2 separate regions of the Homo sapiens genome follow, and region 2 is linked to region 1. A link is a loop called in an ENCODE intact Hi-C map of the cell type or tissue named here. Cell type or tissue: chondrocyte. All regions are shown on one strand.

The links. A loop is a pair of places that touch in the nucleus more often than their neighbours do. Peaks named below come from ENCODE experiments on the same cell type or tissue, not always from the same donor. Only the 100,000 strongest peaks of a DNase experiment are listed, where the experiment ranks them.
Region 2: a loop joins it to region 1, with 3 times the contacts of the local background. A loop is called at or near these places in 5 of 110 quality-filtered maps.

What each region holds. Positions count from the first base shown.
Region 1 is chr10:124,996,570-125,004,569 of GRCh38, forward strand. It overlaps CTBP2 (C-terminal binding protein 2), which reads right to left. Exons shown (of 11, transcript NM_001329.4): 4 at 6,769-6,923; 5 at 6,391-6,535; 6 at 1,395-1,601. It overlaps LOC124902520 (a long non-coding RNA gene), which reads left to right and starts at 3,283. Exons shown (of 2, transcript XR_007062329.1): 1 at 3,283-3,882; 2 at 4,089-4,925. RefSeq lists enhancers at 1,539-1,708, 3,772-4,272, 6,067-6,608, 6,609-7,149. In chondrocyte, CTCF peaks have their summits at 4,122 (motif pointing right), 4,322 and 6,881 (motif pointing right); DNase peaks (open chromatin) are centred at 1,392, 1,782, 3,062, 6,192 and 12 weaker places.
Region 2 is chr10:125,625,728-125,633,727 of GRCh38, forward strand. It overlaps a transcript of TEX36 not described here. Among named protein-coding and RNA genes, the nearest start is that of TEX36, 53 kb to the right of the region's middle. RefSeq lists a silencer at 4,053-4,347. In chondrocyte, a CTCF peak has its summit at 4,228 (motif pointing left); no DNase peak of the experiment used is centred here.

The DNA.
Region 1 (8,000 bases):
TAAAGTTGAATGACAAGGGCACAGCTACAGGAACGACCCCAGGAAGAAGTCCCGTGACGGCTGGAGTCAGAAGCCCCTGAAACAAGCACCTCCCCAGTGAGGCCCCACCGTGTACCCAGGGTGCTCATGACCACCCCCAGGCTCTGCAGCCTGGCCAGAGACCACCGAGGCCCCAGGAGGGGCTTCAGAGATGGAGATGAAGCTGCATCTCCGAGCCATGAGGCCCAGTGGGGCCCGGACAGAGGGAGCCTGGTGTTCACACACCACATCTGTTTTCCAACAAAGTCAAAACACGGTGGGTCCTTTCAGAAGATCCCCAGCACCCGACACTTCAACTCAGACTCCAGGCGTCGGGCGAGGCCAGACCCAGGAGATCACAGCCTGTAGCGGGGACAGAAAGGTGTGCACTCCTGGAAGCGTCCAGCAACTTCTCTCTTGTTCAAGTGGCACCCCAGGTCCAGAGCGGGGCTTGTGGGGAGAGGAGCACGGGGGCTTCGTCCTCGGAGGCGCGGAGCTCCAAGCAAGGGCTGAGCAGCAGCTGGGAGTCTCCCGGAGGCCAGAACATTACTGGCCCCGTGTGCACATGCGCCTTCTTGGAGTCCCAAAAGGCAGATACCACGTATCCCACCAAATATCTACTTACAGATTGGGAAATTGAGGCAAAAAGCTCAGGTAATTCCCACAAGGCCACAGAGCTGGTAAGCGGTGGGGTTGAGATTCAGTGGCAATGGGCCGAGGTCTCCTGGGTGTGGTGTGGACCCTGATGGTGAGCAGGGTGGGGACCTCCTCGAGCCCCCATGGAATCAGGCTGCTTACCATCACCTTCTCCGTGGCACCGGCCCCTACCACCCTGCTGAAGACCCTCCTGGGCCTCTCCTCACGTCTCCTTTTCCTGCCCCTCTCTCAGGAGAGCTTTCCAAGCTGATGGCCTGACTGTGCCACCCCAACCTGGCATTTGAAGGCCTTCAGGAGTGAGGCCATGTCCATAACCCGCGTCTCCACTGAACCCTACGCCAGCCCCTACACGAGCCCCAAGCCTGGCTGCTGCTTTACGACACACCTCCATACAGCCCCTGCCCTTCACCCCTGCCCAGGGAAATTTACTGGGCACAGCGCCTTGCCCGCTGCCCCACAGCAAAGAATGCTGTCCTGCCAGACACTACAGACAGCAGTGGACACGCATTCTTCCAGAACCAGCCCAGATCCTGCCTCTAGGGTGAGTTGCCTGATGGGTCTTGACTCCGATCTCCTACCCCGTGCAACACGGGGAGGGTGCTGGCCCTGCCTGCCCTGGCTCCTCAAGAGCAGGCTGGGGTTGCCTTTCCCGAGGGGTCCCCACTACACCAGCCCCAGTGTCGGAGGGGTTGGGGGTCAGCGCAGAGGGTGGCACGTACCAAAGCCAATGAGGCCCAGCGTCTCCCCACGGATGCGGGCCGCTCCCGAGGCCACCTCGCGGATCTGCTCCACGCTCTGAACCCGCGTGCCTTCCCGCAGTGCCTGGTACAGCCACGTGTTCCTCCGGTACAGGTTGAGGATGTGGCAGATGGTAGAGTCCGCTGTCTCTTCCACGGCTGCAGACGGGATGTTGCACACGGCAATTCCTGAAAGGGATGAGGCCAAGGCCGGAGATGAGAAAACCTCAAGATCAGTGGGGAAGCCCCAGGGCTCCCAGCCCGCCCTCCTGAGACTCGGTTGTTGGCACCGGGGGAGGCCCACCTTATCGTCTAGCAGACGCGGGGCTGGGCACGTGGGCGGTAGGCCCTCTGGCTCTGATGCATGGGAAGCTCTAGCCCCAACATCTACCCCTCCCTCCCAAGGAGGACTTTTGCTCCAGGACGTGGCTCATGACCAACCCAACTCCTATGGCTGATTTTGGGCCTGACTGGCTTCCTCCTGGGCTTGCACTGAGTCCCAAGAAAGGACCCGGAGTGGCAGGAAGCCAGTGGGCCTCAGACCAGACTCCTCCAAGTGGACCCCACTCAGCCTCAAACCCCTCAGGGTCTCCCTCATGGAGCTGGCAGGGTGACAAAGAATGGCTTTTGGTTTTAAGCTATGCTAACAGTTTGATGCAAAAAACATACGTTTTAAACATACTGGTTTTAAAAAAACACCTCCACCCCCACACGGATGCAAGGGCTGGCCCCGGGAACGGAACCGATGGCCGAAGCGTGTGCACAATCGCCCTGTGGTCATGTGCTCAGCACCCTGCTCTGCTGGGAAGAACTCAGAGCAGACAGGATGCCCTCCCTGCCCCGTGGAGCAGCCTTCAGGTCAGGGCCGAGGGTGGCTTGGGGTGAGCCCTCTGGCCCCACACGAGCTGCAGAGACCAGGGTCAAGTATCTCCCAGCACAAAGCAGCTGTGGCATGGAGAGTTAACCCAAGTCATAGGCAGAAAGGGCCCTGCCATTTACCCTCCTCAGCCAGAGGGTGTCTGGGGAAGAATGAATGACTGCCAGATACAACAGGGGTGCAAGTAGGCAGAGGGCCAGGCTGGGAACGGCCCCTCCCTACACCCGACAGGTGGAGATCCAGAGGCCTGCTTGCAGCAGAGACCAGAGGGGCCGAGCCAGGGGCGGGGCCCCAGAGGGTGGGCTCAGCAGCCAGCCTGTGGCTCCCAGTTGAGCTCTCTGAGGAGGGGTGTGGCTATCTGGGCATCACGTCAGCCCAAGTGAAATGGTTCCCTCCTAATCCCAGCTTTGGGACCCTTAGGAGAGTGTCTCTCCCAGCAAGGGGTGCCCAAGGCACTGGGACAGGGCCACCTTTAAGGCAGCCCAGGATTCCTCTATCTTAAGTCCTGAAGATTGGGGTGGGGACAGATTGGGGTGGGGACGGCAATCACCAAGGCAGCTTCTTCGGCTCTACTGGACAGGAAACAAGACCAGTGGGTGCCACAAACCCACTTTCTAGATGGCTGCGTGGCTGTCTCCCCACAAGGGCCACCCCTAGGTCTAGGGCCTTGAGAGTGACCCGCTTAGCAAGACACACAGCTCAGAGAAGGTGAAGCCACTGTGAGCAGGTCACCCACCCACCCAACGTGGCCACTGAGGGCTCCTCTGGGCCACCGACCCCTGCCAAGGGACCAGTGTGGTTGACGGTGACTGAGGCCGACCAACTTTCCCACGAGCTGGATGCCAGGAATCTTGCAGGAAACTGGCCTCATTCATTTGAAATAGCTCAGCAGAGAAGCTGGGGCTTGATCACATGCCATGTTATTATTAAGTCAGACAGACTGAGGCTGATGCCAGAGGTTCAAGAAAATCTTTGGCGGCTGGGACAATTTTCATTCCTCGGGCAGGCTAAAGCCCAGCAGGGAGGCCCCGCAGCAGAATCACCCTCAAGGACGCTGGCTCCGTGCTGCTGCCGGGGCTGGCTCGGCAGTGCTGCCTGGCGTCAACAGCAGCACCTCCTCCTAGGAGATGAGCTGATGCTGGCTGGGAGACCCCACAAGGCCACGTGTGTAAAGGCACCCGGGTGGGTGGGTGGCACAAAAAGGCAGGTTGAGGCAGGACATCTGGTCAGTCTTCTCACCGAACTTGGACATTCAGCTCCGTGGTTCCACTGCTCACCGGAGTGCAGAGTCCCAGGACGGGGAGATGGTGCAGGAGGAAGAGCTGCAGCCACTGCCTGGGATGGCAGAACCTTCCCACCCAGACCGCGGCGGCGCCACTGCCAGGAACCTCCATAACCCTCACCGCTCTCTCGGAGGGAGCATCTTCTTAGCTGTCCTCTATCGCTCTGTGGATGCAGCCTCCCTTCTGGATGAGTCAAGCTGATCCTTCAAGTGCCACACGATGGGTGGCTCTGATACTCGCAGGCTGGGCCTCCCAGCATCCACGGAGCCTGGAAAACGGCCCCAAAGAGGCAAGCTGCTTTTCTCTCACGGTCAGTGCCATCGTGCTTTAATCCCTTCATGACTGCCGCTGGCAAGGAAACCACATAAACCAGCTTGCTAGAGGCGGCGGGGGTGGGGAGGGGTGTAGGGCCCTCTCGAGGTCTTCCCGGCTCGTGGGGAGAAGTGCAGGTGAGCAGCTTCCTCAAGCCTTGCCCTGCTCTTGCCGTGAAGCGCTGACTCTCGCCTGTCATTCCAGGGCTGACAGCTCAGAGCCTTGCGATCCCAGAAGGTGTCACCAGAGGCCTAGTGTGCTGCCTCGTGCAACATGGAGGGCCTTGTTTTCTGGGCCTGCGAGGGACCCTCTTTCATCAGGAGAGGGCCTGCCTGCAGCCACCTGCCGCTCCCAGCCCTCAGCACAAAAGGCCCGTTGACCGCATGATGTGGGGAATATGCATTCGGAGACAAAGGACGTCTGGACAGAGGCTCATTTTCCGCCTCCAGAGTCTACATTCGAAAAGTGCCCTTTAAAAGGGCCCCGCAGATGTCTTCCAAGCGCCCTTATCAGATGGGACCAGGATCAATGAAAATCCACCACTCACAGCCCTTCTACATTTTCCAAAACCGCAGTCCCTGGTCCTGGTCGTCTTCTGTGGGTCTCAGAACTCAGGGAACACAACCTCCCATCTCGGCCCTCCCAGGCCCCCTGTCATTGAGGCCTTGGTGCCTTTCTGGCCCCACTGCCTGTGCGGGGCACTTCTAGAAATGGAGAAATAGGAAGTTCCACAGGCAAGGACCTCCCCTCTCTCCCTGGAAAGCAGCGTCTGGTCCAGCCGAGGAAGGGCAGGGTCAGCACCCGTATGGGCCTGGGAGCTGTGTGGTGAGGGGCCGACGTGCTGGAGAAGCAAGAGGTGCGGGGGACAAGGATTTGAGAGCCCCTGGCACATGAAGCTGTATTCTCCTCTGCTGTTGAAACTTGGGATTTCAGCTCTACCCAGAGCACAAAGGACATTTGTTTTCAAACAAAAATATCCTTGTTTGTGCCAGGGAAAGATGGAAAATTTTAGTTTATATTAAACACGCCTTTGAAGACTCACATCTTCTGGAGTGTCTTTGTTCCAACAGAGGGGCTCGGAAGGACGCCGTGGCTGGTAGCAAGTGAGGGGTGTGGGGAGGGTGAGGGGTGGATGTGTGAAGCTGCTGCTTCCAGGACCCTAAGGGGTGTGGAATCTGAGTGACTCTCTCTCCTTCCCTGGCCTTTTGCTTTGGGATTTGCCCGTGGGGCAGCCCCACCCCACTGCGTCCTGACCCCTGTGAGTGTACGGGCAGCTCCCTGCTCGCCCGGCTCCCCAGCCCTGCTCCTGACACCAAGACCCACCCAGTGCTTCCGGTACCTGGGTGCTGCCCCGACTGGCCGTGAAGGATTCAACTAAGATTCTGACCCATACACTCCATGCCCCAGGCTAAGGCTGTGGAGAGACAGCTGGAGCCCATGGGGGTGGCCTCCCTGAAAACGTGGCCGGTGGTGCCCGAGAGCAGGATTCTCAGATGTATGTAACACTCCGCTCACACACAGAGCCCATCTGACACCCAGCCCGTCCCGGAAGCACCGGGGCCCACTGGGGCCTTAGCCGATGGGAGAGAGGTGGGGAAATAGCGCCTGGGCTATTCCTGGAGCACAGGAAGAGCTGTTCCAAGGCCAGGCTGCTGCCTTGGAATTCATGGTGCCTCATGAATTTGGGGCACCTCAGCACTCGTAAGGCAGAGTACAGCCCCCACCCCCAAAATGCAGGGGTGGCGTGTTCCAAACACAGAGCAAGCACAGTGCCCACCTGGCCCTCTCCCGAGGACGCTCGATGCCAGCGGTCTGCTTCTTGTGCCTCTGCACTCAGCACTCACGAGCTCACACGGGGTGCTGGGCAGAGGCCCCCCTCAACATGCACCCCCAGCCGCAAGTGCATGGGGCCGATAAGCAGCTTTGAAGCCCCCAACTCTGGGTTCCCGCCTGCTGCCTCTGCTTTTCTTCGGAAGCCTCTGTCATCAACTGTGTTGGGCAGGGGCCCACCTGCTTTGGTGCTGACCTGGACCACATGCTGCTAAGGCTGCCCTCCCAGAACGGGAGGCCCAGGTTCCCATGTGGACAGGGGCCTAGAGCTGTGCACACGGCAGGGGCAGTTTAGGGGACACACACGGCAGGGGTCATTTAGGGGACGCACCCAGCAGGGGTGGTTTAGAGGACATGTGGCCAGTCGCATTCTCCCCTCTGGAGGCGGCACTGGGTGTCTCCAAATTGAGCCTGTGCCAGCTGGGTGTTGCTCTGAGGGCAGAGATGCCTCACAGCCCCGCAGACCCCACACAAGGGCCAGCAGGGACTATCCTACCTGTGTCATGTGAAGGCAGGGCCGCAAGGTGCTCCACAGCCCGGCCTGGAGGCAGCCACCTTGCTACAGCCAGAAGCGGCTGCTCCGTGGTCCCAGTTCCAGCTGCTTCTCCAAGCCCACCCGAGCAGGGCCCACAGAGCTCCGGACAACTCCAGGCAGCCAGCGCTGCCTCGCACTCACCGAGCTCGCCGGCAGCCTTGATGTCCACGTTGTCATAGCCACTGCCTATCCGCACGATCACTCTCAGGGCCTTGAACTTCTCCAGGTCCTCCCTGGTGAGGGTGATGGTGTGGTACATCATGGCGCCCACGGCTTCGTTTAGAACCTGCGTGGGAACAGAGCACAGGGTCGGAGCCCCACCCCGTGCAGCCCACCGGCACCACTTGGCCTGGCCCCCTGGCCCTATCACCCTTGAACCTGAGGCAGAGGAGTTCAGCAGGAAAGCAGGGAACAGGGGTTCTGGGGCCTGCCGGTGACTTGGGGCGATCTAATGGGGGGATGCTGGGGAGGAAACTGCCCAAGGTCAGTGCAGGCCCCGGCCGGGCAGGGTGGGCCCACCTTCTCGTGGATTTCCTGCGTCGACTGCGCGTCACAGAAGGCCACAGTGGCCAGGTCCTTCAGGATGGGCATCTCCACAGTGCAGTCGCGGCCGTCCAGCAGCGCCACCAGGGGGCGGGGGTGCAGGGGGCCGTTCATGATCTGGGGGCGGATACCTGCCAGGAGGGAAGGGGTGAGCACAGTGGGTGGGTGGCTGGGGCCACAGGGTGCGTGGAGGGGCAGCTCCCCACTCATCACTCAGGGCAGGGCTTGGGCAAGCGAGGGTGGCGGAGCAGCGAGGGCACCGCCTCCACCTGCATCACCTTCCAGGGAGCCACTGACACGAAGAGGAGCCACTTCCCATCCACTTGCGGCTCTGGCTGGAGACGCACACGGCTGCTTCCCTGCCAGCAGACCATAGTCCCGAGAGCCTCAGGACCATGGGGCCCCGAGGCCAGCACAGGCTAGTCCAGCACAGGACGGGTCCCTGCACCGCGTGCCTCCCTGCCTGCACCGGCACCAGCTGCCCCTCACACACTATGACAGGGGATAAGGCGTGTGCGTCCAAAGGAACTTCCTGGACAGGCCCTGCACAAACAGGCGGCCTGGGCAGGCTCCTCCAGCCCCTCTCACCTGCGCTGGGTGAGGAGAAATGGCGGGTCTGGGGCAGGGAAGGTATGCCTGAGGGCAGGAGGCCTCTAGGGGCTCAGGAGAGCAAACTTCTCAAAGGACCACACAGCAAGCAGCTCTCTAGACAGGCCAGAGCCATCATATTAATCCTGACAGATTTCCTGGTGCTGCCAACAAGGTGAAGGGACAGCTGTGAGGACAGAGGGGCAGGGGTGACCCCAGGAAGGGCCCCAGTGGTCCTTCCCACAAGTCCAAGTACAAATTCTCTAGCAACTTCATCTGGACCAGCGCGGCTGCATCTAGACGTTCAGCAGGGTGGTGGAAGGCCTTACCTGCCACACTACAGACGCGCATGCTTGCGCCCCGTGCACATACAGGGCAGACACCCTGCGGGGCCCGCCCAGGATGCAGCGAGAGCCTCAGGGCCTCTTTTCTCTCTTTATTCTGTGCAGCAAACCCAGCAGGCTCCGAAGACCTCAGAGACAGAGAAGCAGCATTTTCTCCAACAAAAACTGCCCCCTTCAAATCCATCCTTGGATTTCGTAGGTCCTCCTGACCATCTGCCCAAACCTCACATCTTCAAGACCCACACCCTGGACACAAGAGAACAACTACCTGAGTTC
Region 2 (8,000 bases), 630 kb after region 1:
GCCAACACCCCAGAGGCGCAGCCCTGGACTCTTCAGTCTTGGCACCTGACCCAGTGCAGAGCCACTTTCGTGGCAAATACTTTCTGTGTATCTACCGGGCTATGTTTCTCCAAGCGATGCCACCGCTGCTACAGGTGAAGGATTTCCTCAACTCTGAGCACGCTCCCTCTGGTCATGGGTTCTGTCGGAGTTGGTATAGTGGACACCGAGGTGTGCCGCCCAGACCGCCCCCTGCCATGAAGGAGGCATTACCCATCACCTGCTCTCGTAGACACCTTCAGGGACCACGGCTGCAGAGAACGACCTCACCCAAGGTTACAGACCAGTGCAGGTGATAAAGGTCAGGCCATCTTAGCCCAACTCAGGACAACTCTGAAGGGCCATTCTAGCTCAGAGCACCCCTGGGGTCAGCCAAGAAGCCACTTTTCTGCCGCTGCCCAGTCCTGCTCCCTCCTCCTCCCTTCTACAAGTTCGGTCCCACGAGCCCTCCCTGGTAAACAACCTGCACACTGAACTCCACCTCAGACTCGGCTTGCTGGGGACCCAACCTGCAACAGTCGGCTCCCCATTCAGCCTTCCTGCCTTCACTTTCCACAGAGGGTGCTGAGTGCCCCCTATATCCTGGGCCTGGCATCAGGACTGGCCAATGTTGACAGAATAGTCATTAACGCTCATGTGCCTGCTGTGGTGCTGTGCTGTTTACAGAGCACTTTCATGCATGTTATCTCATTTCCTTTCTTTGTCTGTGCATTCATTCATTTACTCCTCATCCAACAGACATCGTGAATGCTTGCTCCACACAGAAGTGAAGATATAATGAAGAAAAAGACCTTTCCTTCCCCTGGAGAGCTCACAGTCAACTGCACAAGGCTGATGTCAAACCAGAGAATTCTCCCAGGCATTAAAGCCATGATGGAGCAGACACAGAGGCCATGAAGTGGGGAGAAGGAGGGCAATCAGGGAGGGCTTTCTGGGGAGGTGGGAACTCGGAACCAGCAGCTGGAAGCAATGGGATCCAGGAGAGCACTAAATCCAACACCGAACACTACAGTCATCCCAGCAGTGCAAGAAACCTGCACACAAACCAAGCTACTCAGAGGTTTCTATTGGTCTAACCCGGGATGGCAGGAAGTCAGAGACGTCTAATGGCCTTGCACTTCCCTCCAGCACGACCTCCTGGAGGCTCCTTCCCACTGGGGCCTGGGAAATGGAAGAGAGGAGACTGAAAAGGGAAGGAGGGAGTTTCCGGAGGGGGCTGGTGGGATTGCAAATGAAAGAATAACAGGATCTTGGAAAGCTGCCCCAGGTCCCACCTCAAGCACTGGATTAATTTAAATCCTTCTTTGCCACTTTCCAGAGTCAACAGGATTTGCTAAGTGTTGTATCTCCCGTAGGAGAAGAACCTTGAGAGAAAAAGATTTTTTAAATACATGTAAGTGAGATGTTTTCACTAATCTGATTTTGGGGCATATTGACACTTGTGAAATATTTAAATGCTTAATTGTGCTGTCAGACACACTACTTCAGAACATATCTGGATAGAAGAACAATGAGCATTAGATTATGCTTTTAGATGTTACAGAGATGAAAATATATCTTGGCTATTTATCAAATTAATCACCCTATAATCTAAAGACAAATGGGATTCCTAGGGCAGTATTCAGCCAGTAATTTAATGCCTAAGTTTTTCTGATCAATAAACCATTGGCCTGTTAGAATATTTAAGTCATGCTTAAAGTCATTCAGAAAAAAAAATCTATTAACTTAAGTTCTTGAAAGCATGTCTTTAATTTAAAACGTCATTTTCTATTTAAGCATTGCATTTTACATTATTCTAAAACAATCCTGATCTTTTTTATCTTAATTTTAATAAAAAGAGTGAAACAAATATTTTGAATCAGAACTATGGCATAATGTATTGTCTTTTGTTCAATTAATATTTTGTTCAACAAATATACAAATAAATAATGCCATCGCATTGTACAACTCCAGGGGACACCATTCCTGTTTTATCCTTGAGAAACATCCAGGTCTGCGTGAGTCCTTGGGACACCAAGGGATAAAACAGAGCTCTGGGAGCTGCAGACGCCAGCACAGGGCACTGCAGAGCCCAGAGGAGGGTGTCAGTCTCACTGGTGGATTTGAGAAGGTGCCAGGCGGTAACACCTAGAATATCAAAGCCACAGGAGACTCTTCAAAGATTATCCAAATGAGAGATTAAGAGACTTGTCCAGGCTAACTGAAGTGACTGTAAGACCAGAGTCACAATTTACTGCCTGTCCAAATTTAGTATGCCTACACTCACTGGTTAAAAATTATGCAATTTATTGGTGCCTTAAAAAAACTATTAATAAAATGTATTTGAGACCATGTAATGATAAGAAGCATTTGGCACCTGAAGGAAAAAAATGCAAGTGTGGTGTTGTAGAATTCTGTCCTATGAAAACATCTGGCTTTGTGTGCTTGTCGTGGAAGGGAGCAAAGCTTTAAAGGATTCCATCTGGAGTCACTGCATTAGCTGTGCCCACTTAATGCTAACAGGCTGCAAAGCAGCGCATGTTCTGTCGAAAATGATTTCCACCTCAGCACCCTGAATATGGAAGCATAGTTAATGTCCCACTATATCTTATTTGTTATTGTGGCCTCTGGTGTGGGTTTGTGGCTGCTGTGCAAAGTCTTCCTGGAATCATATTGCAGTGAACCTTCAGAGAGGAGAATGGAAAAGAAAAGAAGCTGCTTTTTAGAAGTTGCTTTCTTTTGGAATAGATGAGCATATCAGTCTCTAATAACACTGACCAGGAAAGGCTTCCTTTGTCTTGATTTTTCTCTCCCGATGATGATAATTAGATTTCCGGACACAGGAAGGAAGTGTGGAATGGAGCATCGTTTTGGAGGAATCTTTTAGAAGTGCTTCTTGAGATCGTGCATGAGTATGCAGCTGGTAAAGAAGATGCAGTGTTCATCTACCATCTCTGTTTTCAGAATCATTATTCTAAAGATTTTTATAGAGCGAAAAGCTGGGGGATAAAAAGTAAGAGTAGTTAACTGTCTAGGGAGTGCCTGCTGCATCCCAGACATTGTCACAGACATCCCAGGTGATGCATGATCACAGGGAGACTTGTGGCTGTGGTAGGGGGGACAGAAGAGTTACTGAGGACTGATGACGCATGTGCCGGGCATGGAGTTTCATGCTTTATATCCACTACCTTATCTATTCCTCACAACATCCTCTTGAGGAAAATAGAAGTGTGAGCTCCATTTGACAGGCGAGAAAGCTGAGGTTAAGAAAAGCTATTTCATTGCCCAGTCATATGACTTACACCCAGCCTGGGAGCTCCATGGCCTCTCTGTAGTTCGGAATTTGTGCAGGGCAAATTGCAAGTAAGCCATCAGTCAGAGTCTGATATTTCAGCCTGATCTACATCATAACTGCAATTAAGCTGGGCTGCAGAGACCAGCACTGGTCACTCACAAAAAAAGGACTGACTGTGTGGTGTGCAAGGAGCACCCTGTGATAGAGACGATCTGAAGTTCATATGAGATATTTTGAAAAAACAATTTGTAATCAGAAAAAACCCATGTTCTGAGAAACCTGTTTCCTCATCTTTCTTGAAGAAATTGAGGCGACTTCAAATTTACCCAACGAATTACTTCATTTTAATGTCAGAATGCATGGGGGGAGGTTCTGAGGTGAAAGAAAAATCAGTGTAATTGCTTCTTTTTTCAAAATCACATATTACTTTGTTCATTATAAAATAATGAAGCATTATTTAATCCAATTATGAAATAAATGAGATTGAGTAAATAGCACATCTGCATTCATTCGGTGATATAAAGTCAGGAAATGTTTATCCCACTGACATTTAAAAATAGCAGCTCTATTTTTCTTAGTAATTAAATTATAGGTGTTTTCATGACAAGAATATATTTTATAATAAATACAAATATGGCATTGTTAAATTAACTGTTAGGGATGAAGGCCTTCCCAGCTGGCTGGGTTTTGAAATGTAGATTCACTTCTTCAAAACCGAAGTCTATCCATCACCATGATCAATATGAAAGAAAATCATCAGTGAATTTTTTTTTAAGTCACTGTGAGAGACTAGGGTTAGGTCCGCAAGGCCCTATTCCAGTAAGTACACCTGCCCTTTGGATGAAATTTTTTTTAAGTCACTGTGAGATACCAGGGTTAGGTCTGAGAGGCCCTATTCCAGTATGTACACCTGCCCTCTTGTGGTATGCATCTGTATGATCACATACTATGCATTTTTAAGACCAGAAGACATACAATATTCCAAGTGGCTGTCTATAAGCCAAGCCATAGGGCCTAGTCCTCAAATAGTTCTGATTCTTTACAACAAGTGTTTTCTAGACGCCTCCTCTGCTAGGCATTAAAAATCTCAATGTGCTCATATTTAATGACAGCTATAATGGAATGAAATTATTTTATTGGCATTTTATTATTTATTTTGTTTCAGCTACTAGGGGTGCATAACAAGTTACCCCAGAACTTCATGGTGTAAAATGTCCATTCTCCGAGTCAGGAATTCAGACAGGGGATGGATTATCTGGGGTCTCAGGAAGGAGGCTCAAAGTCTGGGGGCTGGATACACTTGAAGGCTTGTTTACTCCAGTGGTGGATGAGACTGACTATAGGTGGGAGCCTCGGTTTTTCTCAGTGCGTGTGGGCTGTTCATGTGGGCTAGTCTGGGCTTCTTTAGAGCACAGTGGCTGTGTTGCAAGGATGAATGTTCTGAGAGAGAGAATACTAGGCAAAAGCTCTATTCGTTTTTATGATGCAGCCTCAGGAATTAGACATGGTCACCTCTGCCATATTCTACTGGACACAAAGGGCCAGTTCTTATTTAGTATGGGAGGGGACTGCCTAAGGACATGAATACGGGGAAATGCGAGTTATTCGGGCATCTGGAAGGCTGACTGCCATGCATGTCGATGGGAAACTAGTGTCTGTTAGGGGGATGGCACCCGGTCCTAATGCACTCTCCATCCAACTGCGAGCCAGTGTGGAGGGTTGACGTCCCCTCCCCTTCCCACTTCCACTGGAATGTCTCCAGGAAGATGATCAAGGGGAGAAGTCCTGAGAGAGGAAATTACCCAAGGGAAGAGACCCAGTCTTCCAGGATGTAGCTCTGGAGTTAAAAAGGGAGGCCAGAGGCGGGGCTGTAGCACAGATGGGCAGGAGGGGGTCAGGCTCCAGGGAAGGGTGGGAATGGGACTTCTCCCTATGCTCCTGTCTCAGGTTCTCTTCCCCATCCCCACTTCTGCCTGCTTTTTAAGAAAGTCCCATCAAGGACTTCTGGGAGAAATACGAATGACTAATAAACATTTTTGAAAAATCTTCAATCTCACCAGTAACCCTGGAAACAGACACTGAAGCAGCAAATCAGGCATGCTGAAAGGATTTTATTAGGCAGGAAAGGTATGGTCAGAGTGCTTTCTCCAATGACTACAACTGCATTTGATCAGAACATTGACTGCTGCCTATAATTATCTGAGTACATCTCAAGTCTTAATTCAGATTTTTTTAAATGAGTATTTTGACTCCTAAAAAATAGCGGGTATTTAGGAACACCAGCTGCTGACATTGTGGTCACTAATCATGAGCTATTTCAGAAGCCCTCTGTGTAGCCACACACCTTCGGGGTGGGCCTCGGCTGTATGACGGAGGAGAGCCCTGTCCTGATCTTGAACATTCTGTGTCATCGCCGGAATGAGAGAAAAGCGCATTTTCTGAATGTGTTCTCTTAGAGGCAGGAATGATCAACTATAGAAGCCAGAGGAGGATGCAACTCATTCTCCTTGGGTTTGGAGGGATTTAATAAAATGGAGTGACCAGGGGCAGCGTTGGGATGTGTGAGGATCCAGAGAAGATGGATTGCACCTGGGTCTTGAATGACAGGTGAACAGGATTTTTTTCTAGGTCCTCCCTTCTGGTGGGTAGGGGGAGAAGCATTCTAGGTACAGAGAACAGCATGGCCAAGGCCCAGCGATGTCAACGCGTGCTATATGTGTGGGAAGTGGCAGGTGCCTGGTGCCCTGGTTGCTGACACAGAAAGTGAGTATTTGGAAGCAAGTGAGGCCACTTGCAGAGGCTGGTACAGAGTGGTCAGGGGCCATGCAGGGAGGACGAACTTGGTCCACTGGTGGGGAGCCTGGCATGGTCTTTTAAGCAGGAACACCAAGCAATCAGGTGTGTATTTTAGGAGAAGCCCTCCGTGTGGTGGCGTGTGGAGGAGCAAGAGGATAGGACAGAAGATGGCAGCAGAAAGCTGGAAGTGAGGGGGATCTGGGGCAGTGTGTGTGGGAGTGGGAAGAAGGAAATGACGAAAGAGACTGTCCTCAGGCTGAATGGCAGGGTGTGGGCAAGGGGCATCTATGAGGACTCCCAGGCTTGGGGCTTTGGTGACTACATAGATGGCAGTGTCTTCAAGCAGACAGAATGTGGACTCTGACGAGGAGAAGAGTGGTCTGGGGGAGAGGTGGCACTCACATTTGGACTGGCTGAGTTGATGTGCTCGTGAGACGTCCAGGGAGCAAGTCCAGCAGAAACCAACCCTGGTTCTGCCTTGGGATATTTATCTGGTGAAATCCTCTTGGCTTGTCTGTGTGTCTTCTACCCACTAAGATGCACAGTCCTAAGGGAAGAGACTCTCCTTCTTTGTCCCGCATCTCCTGTGCCTAGTACAGGGCCTGGCACCTTGGAAGGTTCAGTAGACTTAGCTGGATAAACGGCTCTCTACATAAGGGACTGGCCCACAAAATGCGTTCAGGAAGAGAAGCTAAGGGAGGGAAGAGGGCCCAGAGTGTAACTCTGAGGACCACCTTTTGAGGAATGCCTAGAAGAGAAGCTGGTAAAAGTGATGGGAAATAAGAGAAAGGAAAGAGCGGGAGAACAAGCCCAGCTGGTGTATCTGTCACCAGCTGCACGAGCTGCTCAGCTACAGTCCCTGTTCCACCTGGCAGTATGGGCTGGGGTGGGCCAAAACTAGTTCCGTCCGCTTTTCTGCAGGATCCCCTCCCAATGGACAGCCAGGTGAATAAGCCAGCTCATGTCTCTTGAGCCATTTTCTTACCAAAGATCAGAATTACATGCACACTGGCCAGGTGTGGTTCCCCTGTAATCCCAGCATTTTGGGAGGCCAAGGCAGGTGGATCATTTGAGGTCAGGAATTCAAGACCAGCCTGGCCAATATATGAAACCCCGTCTCTACTGAAAATACAAAAATTAGCTGGGCCGTAGTGTCATACGCCTGTAATCCCAGCTACTCCGGAGTCTGAGGCAGGAGAATTGCTTTAGCTTGGAAGGTAGAGGTTGCGGTCAGCCGAGATTGTGCCACTGCACTCCAATCTGGGTGACAGAATGAGACCCTGTCTCAAAAAAAAAAAAATTATATGCATACTTCACTTCATTGCCTCATCTTTCCACTTTGTCTCTCCAGAGGGAAAATTCCCTAAAGACGGTTAATTACCTGAAAGAATTCAATAGGTGGAAAGACCTGATGAGAGATGATTTTTTGTTAATGGTGGCAACTTTGGAAATCCGTAGGGATCAACATCTCTCTAGATGAAAGCTAAGAAACCCAGTCTGCTGATATTTGGTTGAATTTCTTGGGCTACAGCTGATTTGCTTGACATTGGACACCTCCTGTAATGCTCTCAGTTCTGGGTAATGGCATCTGCTAAATAATTAGCTAATTGTTTTACCAATCGATTTTTTAAAAACATTCCATTGTAAAACCTATATAGCAGGAGAAAATGTAGAAAACAGAGGGAAAACGATTTCCCCAAATCCTGCCCCAACACAAAGGTTCTGATAGCGATTGTGCACTTCCAGTCCCTCCCCATAAGCAGACGGCTTTTTAGTTGCAAACACCATGTACCTCGTATCCTGCTTTTTTCCCACTGAACATTATCTGATTCTTTTTTATGAGCAATGAAATTTGATACGAGGTGCTGCTCACATGATGTTTGGAAAAGAC